Regions from separate parts of the Homo sapiens genome. Here regions 2 and 3 are each linked to region 1. A link is a contact called in ENCODE Hi-C or POLR2A ChIA-PET data. All regions are on one chromosome and are shown on one strand. The core of a region is the stretch at or near the end of the contact, and the rest is flanking DNA. Distances in the headings are between cores, read along the strand shown.

Region 1 (3,997 bases), core at 976-3,475:
TGTGGGAGGACACCGCTCACGGCCCGGGTGTCTGTCTTTAGAACGGCATCATCACTGGCGTGTACCCGGCAAGCCCCTCCAGTTGGCTTATCGTGGTGGTGGGCGTGATGACAACGATGTACGCCAAGATCGACCCCTCGTTAGGAATAATTGCAAAAATCAATCGGACTCTGGAAACGGCGTAAGTAATCCTGTGAAATCTCCAATTGTCTGGGAAGTTACCGATTTTATTGCTGTTTTTATGTCTCTTCAAATGTGATGATTGTCACTGTTCTGGATTCCATATGAAGCTCCTGATGCTGTTCTCACGTCAGCTTTCTTCCTGTCTCCTGGGTGCTGTTAAGGTCCCCCTAGGAGTTTGCGGTCCCCTGCGGCCTTTCCTCTGTAGACCAGGGTGAGAAGAGTGGTAGTGGCCCTGGGGCACCCCTTGGAAGGTGTCAGGGCCCGAGGGTTTGGTCAATAATGACAGTGCCCTTAGCCTGGCCAATAGGGCTCTGAAATGGAATTTCTGCTCAAAGGGCTGATTCCCCATGTAGTCATTTCTTTGCACTTGGAGTCTGTTCATTCCAGAGTTCTGTGACCCTTGAACTGACTGCTGTGGGGTCCTCTGCAGGGACCTCACCCACTTAACTCTGTCAGAATGGTTTAGAAATCTCCAGGGACCCCCCCGTCCCTCCTACCTCTAGGGTTTTGGATTTTCCTGGGGCTTATTTCTTGCTACCAAGAGATAAGCCCAGAGACACCTTAGGTAACATTCAGCACATGTTCATTTTATTTTTTTTTTCTAACCACCTGCCGCCTGTTGATAGCACATGTTTATTGCACACCTGTGATGTCTGTTATTCCATCCAGTTCTGGAGATGGCCCAGACTCCCATCTAGGAAGGTCAGAGCCTGCACTGCAGTGACCTCTCATTAGGGTCCCTTTTACCAGTGAGAAAGCATTCAGACAGGTGCAGGTGTCTGCCCAAGTCACAGGAAGAGGGAGCGGGGAAGCTAGAGTTCAAACCCAGCTCTGCGCAGCTCTGAAATCTGTGCTTTCTTCAGTGTAGCACTGAGGTCCCCCCACCCCCTGCCCCAGAAGCTTCTGTGAGACAAATGCGAGTGAACACCGCTGCTTTACCACCATTTGAACGTCCAGACAGTGGAACGCAGGGCAACTCAGCTTCCTCGTGCAGCCGTGACCCTTGGGCTTGGACACACATTTTACTTTCGGGTCTGAAAGCTCCACAGTGTCTCGGAAGTGTCCCTGCTGCCCCGTGCCAGACGTTTGATTCGATTTCTGTGCTGCTTGTTTACACCAATGGCATTTTTGCCATTTGGACACGGTGGTTCACACCTGTAATCCCAGGACTTTGGGAGACCGAGGTGGGTCGATCACCTGAGGTCAATAATAGCCACCAACTCCTCATAATTGGGCTTTGTTTTGGGGCCAGGAATTGCAGGTGGAAGGCACAATGCCGGGTCTGGGCTAAGCTAAAAAACGAAGCTCTGGATCTTTATAGTCACGCCTTCCAGGTTGTTTGCATATAAATATTGTTTAATCAGAAAGAAATAAGAAAATAAACCGGCAGAAAAAGAGACGTAAACGAAAACTCACTCACAGTTAACGGCTGAATTTGATTTTTTTTTGGAAATGGAGTTTTTGCTCCGTTGCCCAGGCTGGAGTGCGATGGTGCGATCTCGGCTCACTGCAACCTCCGCCTCCCGGGTTCAAGCAATTCTCCTGCCTCAGCCTCCTGAGTAGCTGGGATTACAGGTGTCCGCCACCATGCCTGGCTAATTTTTGTATGTTTTGTAGAGATGAGGTTTCACCATGTTGGCCAGGCTGATCTCGAACTATTGACCTCAGGTGGTCCACTCGCCTCGGCCTCCCAAAGTCCTGGGATTACAGGTGTGAGCCACCATGCCCAGCCTTGATTCTGATGACTAGAAATAAAAGATTAAGCAGATTAATGGTCTGAGTCTCCTGATGACAGCTTGAGCAAGTGCCCTGATTCCTGAACCTCTTTTTGCGAAGGGTCTGCAGAGGACCCCTCCACATCCTGTTCCTTCTCCAGGAAGCCCCTGGACCCTCCAGAGTCATCGAGCGTCCAGCTGAGTTGCTTGCAACCTTGAGGTAGCTCAGGAACGCTGGCTCAGGCCTCTATAAGAGTCTGCAAGAAACATAATAAAAGTTCCCAGTCATTTTAGCAGAAGCATGCCTGGCTGGGACGCCTGCCAGGTTCCTTGTCTGCCTGGGTACTGCTGTCATTGCTGTCACTCAGAAAGCAGCTGGCAGACCTGGGTGCTCAGGGCAGGCCTGGCTGCTCTCTTCCTTGAGGTCCCAGGACCCACAGGCCTGCGGTGGGTAGCTGCCTCCGAGCCTTGTGTCTGGAGCTGTTCCTACGTACTTTTCATTCTCTCATGGGGCTAATGAATATCTTCTTTTTTTTCTTTTTGAGATAGAGTCTCACTCTGTCACCCAGGCTGGAGTGCAGTGGTGCGATCTCGGCACACTGCAAGCTCCGCTTCCCAGGTTCAAGTGATTCTCCTGCCTCAGCCTCTTGAGTACCTGGGACTGCAGGCACATGCCACCATGCCCAACCAATTTTTGTATTTTTGATAGAGATGGGGTTTCGCCGTGTTGGCCAGGCTGGTCTTGAACTCCTGACCTCAAGTGATCCACCCGCCTTGTCCTCCCAAAGTGCTGGGATTACAGGCGTGAGCCACTGCACCCAGGCCAGTTCTTTAATTTACTCTCTAGTGTAGGCGCTCTCTTAAAACTGGATTATATATAGAAGTGTTGACTGTTTAAAGCCCTTAATAATCTGGGTCTTTGTAAGATTTGTTTCTTTGTACCTCTTAAACCTATTTTGGTAAACTGGGCCATCCCTGGCCTAAATTTAGAAAGGCCGGGTTAAGGGCCAACGTCTTCCAGCCTCATGGGCCATTTCCTGTCCTGGAGGGGATCTGCAGTATCTCTGGGCTGCTGCCTTCAAAAGTGGAGTCAGGCTGGGTGCGGTGGCCTGTAATTCCAGCACTTTGGGAGGCCGAGGCAGGAGGATTGCTTGAGCCCAGGAGTTCAAGATCAGCCTGAGCAACATAGTGAGACCCTATCTCTTAAAAAAAAGAAAGAATAAAAAAGTGGAGTCATCCGTGTCATGTGAGGTTTGTCTCTGAGTTTGTCCCCGACAGCCTTGTAAGGAGCATGTCCTTTCAAAGAAAGCTTTTTGCTAACGTTTTTTATCTGAGTGCCTCTATGTCTATACTTTTAAAAATCTTGAATGTGTCATTTATTTGTTTATGCTAAAATATTTTTATTTTTGCAAATCAAGTAAGTATATAGGTCTTTTTCTTTCAGTAATCTAAAATGTAGATTATCTAAAAGATAGCTTCTTAAATCCCTAAACCCAAGTTTGTTTATAGGTTAGATGACCAGAAAAGAGTGTATAGGTTTAAAGAAGAGACTACAGTGAAACTCCAGTGCTAGATTTCACGGGTTATAGAAAGATATACATTTTGGAGCAAAGAGTATATAACCTTGAAGATAATTTGTTTTTGTCCACTTAAATATTATGCAGTGTTAAATTAGTGGTTTTCTTTTTTTATTTCTTATTTTGAAGAAATATTTATTATTTTTTATTTTTATTATTTTTTATTTCTTATTTTATTTTCTTTTTTAAATTTTATTTTTGTATTGATGGGGTTTTGCCATGTTGTCCAGGCTGGTCTCGAACTCCTGGACCCAAGTGATCCACCCATCTCAGCCTCCCAAAGTGCTGGGATTATAGACTTGAGCCACTGCACCTGGCCAAATTAGTGCTTTTCAAATATTAGGGACACCTTTAGGTTATATATATTGGTGTTTTAATCATTTGAAGCATGCTTAAATAGTTTTCATTTAAAAAATATTTTGCAGTTCCCAAAACAACCAAAACTAAAACAAACCACAAAATAGCTGCATTTCTGGCCAGGCACAGTGGCACACACCTATAATCCCAGCACTTTGGGAGGCC
Region 2 (3,997 bases), core at 617-3,116, 58 kb before region 1:
ATTGCTAATCTCCCTTTCCATAAGAGCTGTTGACAACAGATTGGCCTTTTTCTTAAGCCTTCAATTTACTTTCCTTTTTCTTTCCTGAGTTCTGCTCTTGCGGCCAGCCGGTGGGGCCGGACAACGGCACGGGCCCCGCCCCCGTGCACTGCCGCCTGTCTCTCCTGTTTTTTTCTGATTTCCTTTTTACTTTCTTCTTTCCCTTCTCACACTTACTGTTACTTTCTCCTTTCCTTTTCCTTTGCTCTTCTCCTGGCGCCAAGTCCCTGGCCCCTTCTTTTTCCAGATAGAGCCGGGCTGGGGAGAGGAACTTAATGGTGGGCGTGCTTAGCTGCCGCGCTTGTGGCTTTTGCTCTTTCCCGTTTTGTTCCTTGGTCACAGTTAACATACACCGTGGTGGCCACTTTTATGGACTGGGTGGTATTCATGCCTGCAGCTTCCACTTGATGTCACCCTGGGCTTGCCCTACGAATGAAGTATTCCCCATAGGCTGATGTTCAGCAGCCTCACAGTTAAATGGGGTACAAAGCCGGAATGCTTCACAGAGTCTCTTATAAAACTGACTTAGGCTCTCATCAGCTCCTTGAAGCACTTCTGAAATCTTCTTTATATTCATTGCTTTCCTTCTACCAACTCGTAGCCCCTGCAGAAGTGCCTCTTGGTACCTCTGCAAACGCTGAAGCTGAGTTTCATCCTCTGGGTCCTAGTTGGGATCCTGGTCATCATAATAGATAGGTCCTCGTGTCCCCCTGAGAGGCATTTGCATAGCTCCAGCACGGCCAGATCTGAGATGGCCCACTTGACTATCTTGACCTCCTTCCTGGCCTCTCAAGGCTCTGATCCTCCCCTTCGAGGTGAGACCTGGGGCATGTTAGCTCCTGAATCTGGTTCCTGGGGGGGCTGTCGGCCTCGGTAAAGCGGGGGTAGGCTGGGATATATGGAGGAAGAATTTCTGTTACCTTTGGTGGCTCCTGTAAAACTGGCTTCTCTTGCTGTCTCTGGGATTCCCTTTTAACTCTGTGTCTGCCGGCAAAGCTGCTCTTATTTTCACTTTTGGTTTTTTTTGCAATAAGCTGTTAAACAGGCCTGGATCAATGCTGGGTTTGGCTATATTATATTTAACTATGAGTCAATATAAAGAAATTGATCCAGGTACACTGGCTGTTCTCCAACCCTTGTCACCACCTTAAATACATGGCCAATTGTTCCCTGTCTGTAGTTCCTTCGGTCAGCCATCCAACACCAGAAGAGGGCAATTCTAATTCACCCAGAGTTCTCAACCTCTGAGGGGGTTAACTCTATAATCCCCTGCAAAACCTTTCTTAAGGTTCCGTAACATGCACTCCCACAGAGTAAGTTTTGATGTTTTGATGACTTTCCTCCCATTCCTCCCTTTACAACGCAGCACATTCACTCTTGCCTACTCACTCTTCCTCTCGTTTCGACCAACCACACTGTCTCCTATTATGGGGGTTTTCAGATGCTGCTTGGCTTTGGAGAGGTCCTTATTCCTGCTGCAACTCTGAGCTGTAGGGCAGCTCCTATTAGCCATATGCAGATCACCACTAGTCTTAGTCGGCCCCACCCTTTCTCGGAGCACACAGTCTACACTAAGGGATCTGTGACTCTTCACTTCGCAGCTGATGCGCCTAATGAGGCCTTTTCATTCACACACTTCCACACACCTTCAGTTCCCATGTTTGTAACTGGGGTGGCAAGCCACTCTCGCCCCCTCTAGTTCCCAGTTGGGGTGGCGAGCCACTCTTGCCACCTCCAGTTCCCTAGCCGACTTGGCGAGCCACTCTTGCATCCTGTGTCGGCGGGGTGTGAGTTTCATCCAAATTGACAAGCCACTCCAGTCACCCCCAGCCCCTCTGGTTCGGACTATTTGGCACACCCCGGGAGATGATCAGGCTCCCTTCTGTCCAAGGGACGGGTCCTGCCTTGAGCCCCCAAAACCTTACTGTGGTTCCTGAAGCGCGTTGTTTCTGAAATCATCCTGTAGTCCCTCTTTAGGTTCCGTTTCGCTGCTGGGTAGGGGTGCCAGGTCACAGGAGAGCTGATCTCCCCCCCAGGCTGAAGTTCTCCCGGTGGCACCTGGGGTCACAGGTTTCCTGAGACCCTCGCTCCAGCCCCCAGAGGCAAAGGAGACAGTAAGCCTGCCGTCTCCAGTCCCTTCGTGGTTGCCAAAAATGTTGCGGTAAACTGAGGAACGGAAAAACCAATTTGCAGTACAGAAGGATTTGTTTATTTTAGGTACGCACCGGCTCAGAGGATTCACATCCAAAAGCTGAGCCCTGAACAAAGAGCAGTGTTTTTATAAACAGCCTTACAGGAGCAAAATAAAAGCAGTAGCAAAATAAAAGCAGTTAATCATACAGTAACAGGTCACGTAATCTATAGCATAACATAATTTGTGACCTAGCCAGTGGCCTTGTAGCTGCATTGAAAGAAAAACAAGAACTGGCTAAATACAGACATTTGTAAAACATAATCATGCTAATCATGCTTAAGAAGCCTGGGAAAAGAGTAACAGTAAAAGAACCTGTCTTTCTTTTTTTTCTTTCAAGCTTGCTCTGGAAGGGAGGGGGGTGTCTGGAGCCCATTCCTTTGGCCTTGGCTATTTGGACAGCGTTATCTTCTAACTGTCCTTAAAGTGAGCTGCTAGGCAAGAGGAAAACTTGTTCTTTTCTTTTTAGCCTTTGCCTTGCCATATTCTGGGCCTTAGCTTTTACTTTTCTTGGCGTGAATAAATGCAGTACTGATTATTATTATTATTATTATTTAAATTTCTGCCTCATGATAGCAAGTGAGTAAATGCCCCTAGTCAGTGTCTCTCTTGCACCGTCTGAGGCATAAAATGCCAATAAGGACAGTGCTGTCAGCCAGCAACAGAGACAGACATTGCTGCTGGCTGTGTGGCCAATTCCCTGGGGTAGGCCCTGGACACAGCTGCAAGTCAGGCTGATGCCGGAGCCCTGGGTGTCGGCTCGGGACTGGGCTTGGCTTGCCTGGTGGTGGATGCAAATGCTCAGAGTGCATAAAAGAAGGAGAACAGAAGACACTGCACCAATTTGGATGGTGGGGTCACATTTCCTCAGCCCGAGGAACATCCTGTGCACCCCATCATGTCCAACGATGGGCAGAGAGTTATCCTCAGGGGAATAGTTGGGCAAAAAATTGGAATGGGCAATTGAACTGAAACATGGGTTGTCTAAAACACGGGGAGATAGGCCAGGCGCAGTGGCTCATGCCTGTAATCCCAGCACTTTGGGAGGCCAAGGCAGGCAGATCATGAGGTCAGGAGATTGAGACCGTCTTGGTTAATGCAGTGAAACCCCGTCTCTACTAAAAATACAAAAAACAAATTAGCCATGCGTGGTGGCAGGTGCCTGTAGTCCCAGCTACTCGGGAGGCTGAGGCAGGAGAATCGCGTGAACCCGGGAGGCAGAGCTTGCAGTGAGCCGAGATTGGGCCACTGCACTCCAGCCTGGGAGACAGAGCGAAACTCTGTCTCAAAAACAAAAAAACAAAAAACACACACACAAAAAAAAACACGGGGAGATAAAGCCATAAAGGGCTGGCCTACATGCCTTCACGGGTGTGTGTGTGCCTGTGCGTGTGTGCGCATGTGTGTGCATATGTGTGCATGCGTGTGCTCACACTCAACATGAATGGGGCTAGAGGAGAGTCCCCACTAGACATTCCTCTAGTGGAATCTGGGGAGGAGAAGGCAGGGGCGATGCTGGAATGATGACTCTCTCTTTATATATATATATATATATATATATTTTTTTTTTTTTTTTTTTTTTTTTTTTTTTTGAGACGAAGTTTTGTTCTCGTTGCCCAGGCTGGAGTGCAATGGCACGATCTCGGCACACAGCAACCTCCGCCTCCCGGGTTCAAGCCATTCCCCTGCCTCAGCCTCCGGAGTAGCTGGGATTACAGGCATGCGCCACCACGCCCAGCTAATTTTGTATTTTTAGTAGAGGCAGGG
Region 3 (3,997 bases), core at 987-3,486, 59 kb after region 1:
GGGATTACAATTCAAGATGAGATTTGGGTGGGGACACAGAGCCAAACCATATCACAGAGGAAAAAGAGAACAAGCCAACCAGTTGAAGGATTTTAAGTGTTCTGAGGCAACTAAGAGGATCATTGGGAGGGGGTGGTAGCTGGCAGGGAGGTTGACCCACTTAGAGTGGGTTGAGCTGAGACCTGAGAGACTCGACGGAGCCAGCCCGGCCAGTGCAGCAGGGCAGCAAGCATCTAGGAGCAGCAGGTGCAGAGCCTCCAGGCTTGATTGCAACCCGTGGGTGACCCCCACAGGTGGCTGTGTATGCCTGGCATGATGCTACTCAGTAGACGTCTGATTCTGATTAGTAAACGAATGAACGGTGCAACCTTGTGGGTTACTCTCTCGCTTGGGCCACTCAAGCTATGCATAATTCTTGGGCTCTTCGATTTATTATTTTTATTATTTTTTCTGCTTCTGTGAGTGTTTTTTGTTGTTGTTGTTTTTGTTTGTTTGATTTTTGAGATGGAGTTTCAATCTTTTTGCCCAGGCTAAAGTACAATGGTGCAATCTCAGCTCACTGCAACCTCCGCCTCCCAGGTTCAAGCAATTCTCCTGCCTCAGCCTCACAAATAGCTGGGATTGCAGGTGTGCACCACCATGCCTAGCTAATTTTGTATTTTTAGTAGAGACAGGGTTTCACCATGTTAGTCAGGCTGGTCTTGAACTCCTGACTTTAAGTGATCTGACCACCTTGGCCTCCCAGAGTGCTGGGATTACAGGCATGAGCCACCACGCCCAGCCCCAGGCAAAATTTTCTTGATTTTTGAATGTTAAATGTACAACTAAATAGTACACGGTGTTGCTGTGCCTTGGGTACTACCCTTTAAAAATTTAGAAAAGTATTTAATTTTTAAAAGTGAGATTAGAAAGCTGATGTTTTACATTCTTTATTTTTACCAAAACAGTACCTGAGTAGACAGTACCTGAGGCTGTCTCCCCAGCACCCACTCCCACCAGTCCCTCTACACCCTTTGCAGTTTTCGCCATCACTTGAATTAAACTTTCACCTCCTCTTGATTAAACAGTGATATCTATTGACTCCTTAAAGATGAAATAGCTCATTCCCCACCCAAAATTTGAGACTTTCATTGTATTTGTGAGTTTTTTTTTTTTTTTCTGAGAGGGAGCCTTTCTCTGTTGGTCAGGCTGGAGTACAGTGACACAATCTCAGCTCACTGCAACCCCCATCTCCCAGGTTCAAGCCTCAGCCTTCTATGTAGCTGGGACTACAGGCGTGCGCCACTACGCCCAGCTAGTTTTTGTATTTTTTAGTAGAGACGGAGTTTCACTATATGTTGGCCAGGCTGGTCTCGAACTCCTGACCTCAGGTGATCCACCCGCCTCGGCCTCCCAAAGTGCTGGGATTACAGACGTGAGCCACCACGCCCAGCCGTATTTGTTACTTCTATTTCGGGACCAACTCCATCAGTTGCACCTGTAAGCTGCGTCACCAAGGACCGGGAGTGGGTGCAAGGCTGGGAACGTGCGGTGCAAGCCCCTGCCCTCTGTCCACCCGCAGCGTCCCAGGCCGGGATCTGTCTTGAGAGCTCGAGTGTAGAAAAATGTTTTATTTTATTTTATTTATTTTTTTGAGACGGAGTCTAGCTCTGTGGCACAGGCTGGAGTGCAGTGGCGGGATCTCGGCTCACTGCAACCTCCACCTCCCGGGCTCAAGCGATTCTCCTGCCTCAGCCTTCCAAGTAGCTGGGATTACAGGCGCGTGCCACCACGGCCAGCTAATTTTTGTATTTTTAGTAGAGACGGGGTTTCACCATGTTGCCCAGGCTGGTTTTGAACTCCTGACCTCAAGTAATCCGCCTGCCTCGGCCTCCCAAAGTGCTGGGACTACAGGCGTGAGCAACCACGCCTGGCCAGAAAAATATAACTGAAGCCCAAGGTCAGAAGCCAAGCTAGGCAGTCCCACTTAGCGCTGCCCGAGTTGATGGGGACCTCAGTTTCCCCACCTGAGCCTGGATCGGCTGAACCTGGGAGTGCCTCCCCTGACCCGCTCTGGCAACAGCGGCAGTCCAGGCCCCGCCCCTCGCGACTCTGTCTCCTCCCGCCCCAGACCACGCCCACCACACCTCCCTGGCCCCGCCTTTACCTCCCCGCCCCGACCTCGACTCCGCCCCACGCCCAGGCCCCGCCCACTGCCCGGGCGCCTCTTCCCCTCCCCCCAGGTTCCTGTCCCTCACCCTTCCCCCTTCTCCAACCGCCAACGGCCGCCTGCGCCTGAGGCCCGGCCCACGCCCCATCCCGCTCGCTCCACGCTGCGGCAGCCCCGGCGGCCCCAGGTGCGTCCCTCCGAGGAGGAATGACGGGGCGGTCCCCGGGCTGGGCCTCGGCTCTGCAGGCGGGGATGGGGGCTGCCGGGCCGGGTCGGGCCCCTGCGGGTGGGCGGAGGGCGGCGGGCCGTGGGCGAGGCCGCCCCTCACCTGGTCGCACCTCACCTGGCCCCCCCTCCCCTGGCTGCTCCTCACCTGACCCCCTCCTCGGCCGCCCCTCACCTGGCCCCCTCCCCTGGGCGCCCCTCACCTGACCCCCACCCCGGCCGGCCCCTCTCCTGGCCGCCCCTTACCTGGTCGCCCCTCCCCTGACTCCCTCCCCTGGTCGCTCCTCACCTGGCCGCCCCTCACCTGGCCCCCTCCCCTGGCCGCCCCTCCCCTGGTCGCCCCTCCCGTGACCCCCTCCCCGGCCGCCCCTCCCCTGGTCGCCGCTCACCTGACCGCCTCCCCTGGTCGCTCCTCACCTGGCCGCCCCTCACCTGGCCGCCCCTCACCTAATCGCCCCTCATCTGGTCGCCCCTCCCCTGACCCCCTCACCTGGTCGCCCTTCCCCGGGCCCCTCACCTGGCCCTCCCTCACCAGGCCGCCCCCTCCCCTAGCCGCCCCTCACCTGGTCCCCTCCCCTGGCCGCCCCTCCCTTGGCTGCCCCTCCCTTGGCTGTCCCCTTTCCTGGCCGCCCCTCCCCTCGTCCTCTCCTCTGGCTGCCTCTCACCTGGCCGCGTGTTGCAGGTGCGCGGCCCCCGCCATCCCGCCCCGCCGCCCTGCGCCATGGAGGAGGGCCCTCTGCCGGGCGGGCTGCCCAGCCCCGAGGATGCGATGGTGACGGAGCTCTTAAGCCCCGAGGGTCCGTTCGCTTCGGAGAACATCGGCCTGAAGGCCCCCGTGAAGTACGAGGAGGACGAGTTCCACGTCTTCAAAGAAGCGTACCTGGGCCCGGCGGACCCCAAGGAACCCGTCCTGCACGCGTTCAACCCCGCGCTGGGCGCCGACTGCAAGGGCCAGGTCAAGGCGAAGCTCGCGGGGGGCGACAGCGACGGCGGGGAGCTCCTCGGGGAGTACCCCGGGATCCCAGAGCTCAGCGCGCTGGAGGACGTCGCGCTCCTGCAGGCCCCGCAGCCGCCCGCCTGCAACGTGCACTTCCTGTCCTCGCTGCTACCCGCGCACCGCAGCCCGGCGGTGTTGCCCCTGGGCGCCTGGGTCCTGGAAGGAGCCTCCCACCCGGGCGTCCGCATGATCCCAGTAAGAACCGCCTGGGGAATGGGCACAGCTCCCCCTCCATCCCTTCCCCAACCCATCTGAGGCTGCTAGTGTACCCCAGGATTTCCCTCTACAAGCATTTTCCCTGGTGACACCACACACAGCCCACCGGAGTCACTGATTCTCGGTAGAGCGTATACTCTTTGTCGTCTTCCTAATCCAACATGCATCGGCCCAGCCAAGCCCTTTCCCCTGGAGGGAATTCTGCCCTGCACCAGTCGTCCAAAGCTGACCTAACCATGCAGACGGCGGACAACAAAAAAAGGGGGAAAGCTAGGACGTAGGTTCCCTTGGGCCCTGTTGCTATCCTTGGCTTAAGGAGAGAGGCCCGCTGTCTGCTGGTAACTATTGTCTGTGAAAACAAACGCAATGTGGTGGAGGGTTGGCGTGTTTGCATCTTGCATTTTTTTTTT

The links. Hi-C counts contacts between places; a loop is a spot of excess contacts on that map. ChIA-PET counts read pairs that join two places held with the same protein, here RNA polymerase II (POLR2A). Pooled maps may share reads with other maps.
Region 2: a pooled map shows a loop between it and region 1 (2.2-fold over the local background). The contact joins the promoter of LINC02701 here to the enhancer-like site in region 1. A Hi-C loop is called at or near these places in 1 of 50 pooled maps. POLR2A ChIA-PET finds 5 or more read pairs at or near these places in 3 of 52 experiments (Caco-2, WTC11 and activated CD4-positive, alpha-beta T cell).
Region 3: a loop to region 1 is called in a map of heart left ventricle, with 4 times the contacts of the local background. The contact joins the promoter of TESMIN here to the enhancer-like site in region 1. A Hi-C loop is called at or near these places in 3 of 168 maps with a recorded cell type or tissue (astrocyte of the cerebellum, heart left ventricle and posterior vena cava) and 3 of 50 pooled maps. POLR2A ChIA-PET finds 5 or more read pairs at or near these places in 3 of 52 experiments (IMR-90, WTC11 and activated CD4-positive, alpha-beta T cell).

What each region holds. Positions count from the first base shown.
Region 1 is chr11:68,808,621-68,812,617 of GRCh38, reverse strand. It overlaps CPT1A (carnitine palmitoyltransferase 1A), which reads left to right. Exons shown (of 19, transcript NM_001876.4): 3 at 42-181. Among named protein-coding and RNA genes, the nearest start is that of CPT1A, 31 kb to the left of the region's middle. Within about 2 kb of position 2,225, at least 8 of the 41 ENCODE cell types and tissues checked have a DNase peak (open chromatin) inside an H3K27ac peak, as active enhancers do; they include heart left ventricle, where a contact is called at or near this core.
Region 2 is chr11:68,866,229-68,870,225 of GRCh38, reverse strand. It overlaps LINC02701 (long intergenic non-protein coding RNA 2701), which reads right to left and starts at 1,866. Exons shown (of 2, transcript XR_950253.3): 1 at 1-1,866.
Region 3 is chr11:68,749,759-68,753,755 of GRCh38, reverse strand. TESMIN (testis expressed metallothionein like protein) reads left to right here and starts at 2,236. Exons shown (of 10, transcript NM_004923.3): 1 at 2,236-2,336; 2 at 3,057-3,566. The coding sequence starts at 3,096. RefSeq lists silencers at 2,004-2,123, 2,134-2,423 and an enhancer at 2,124-3,109.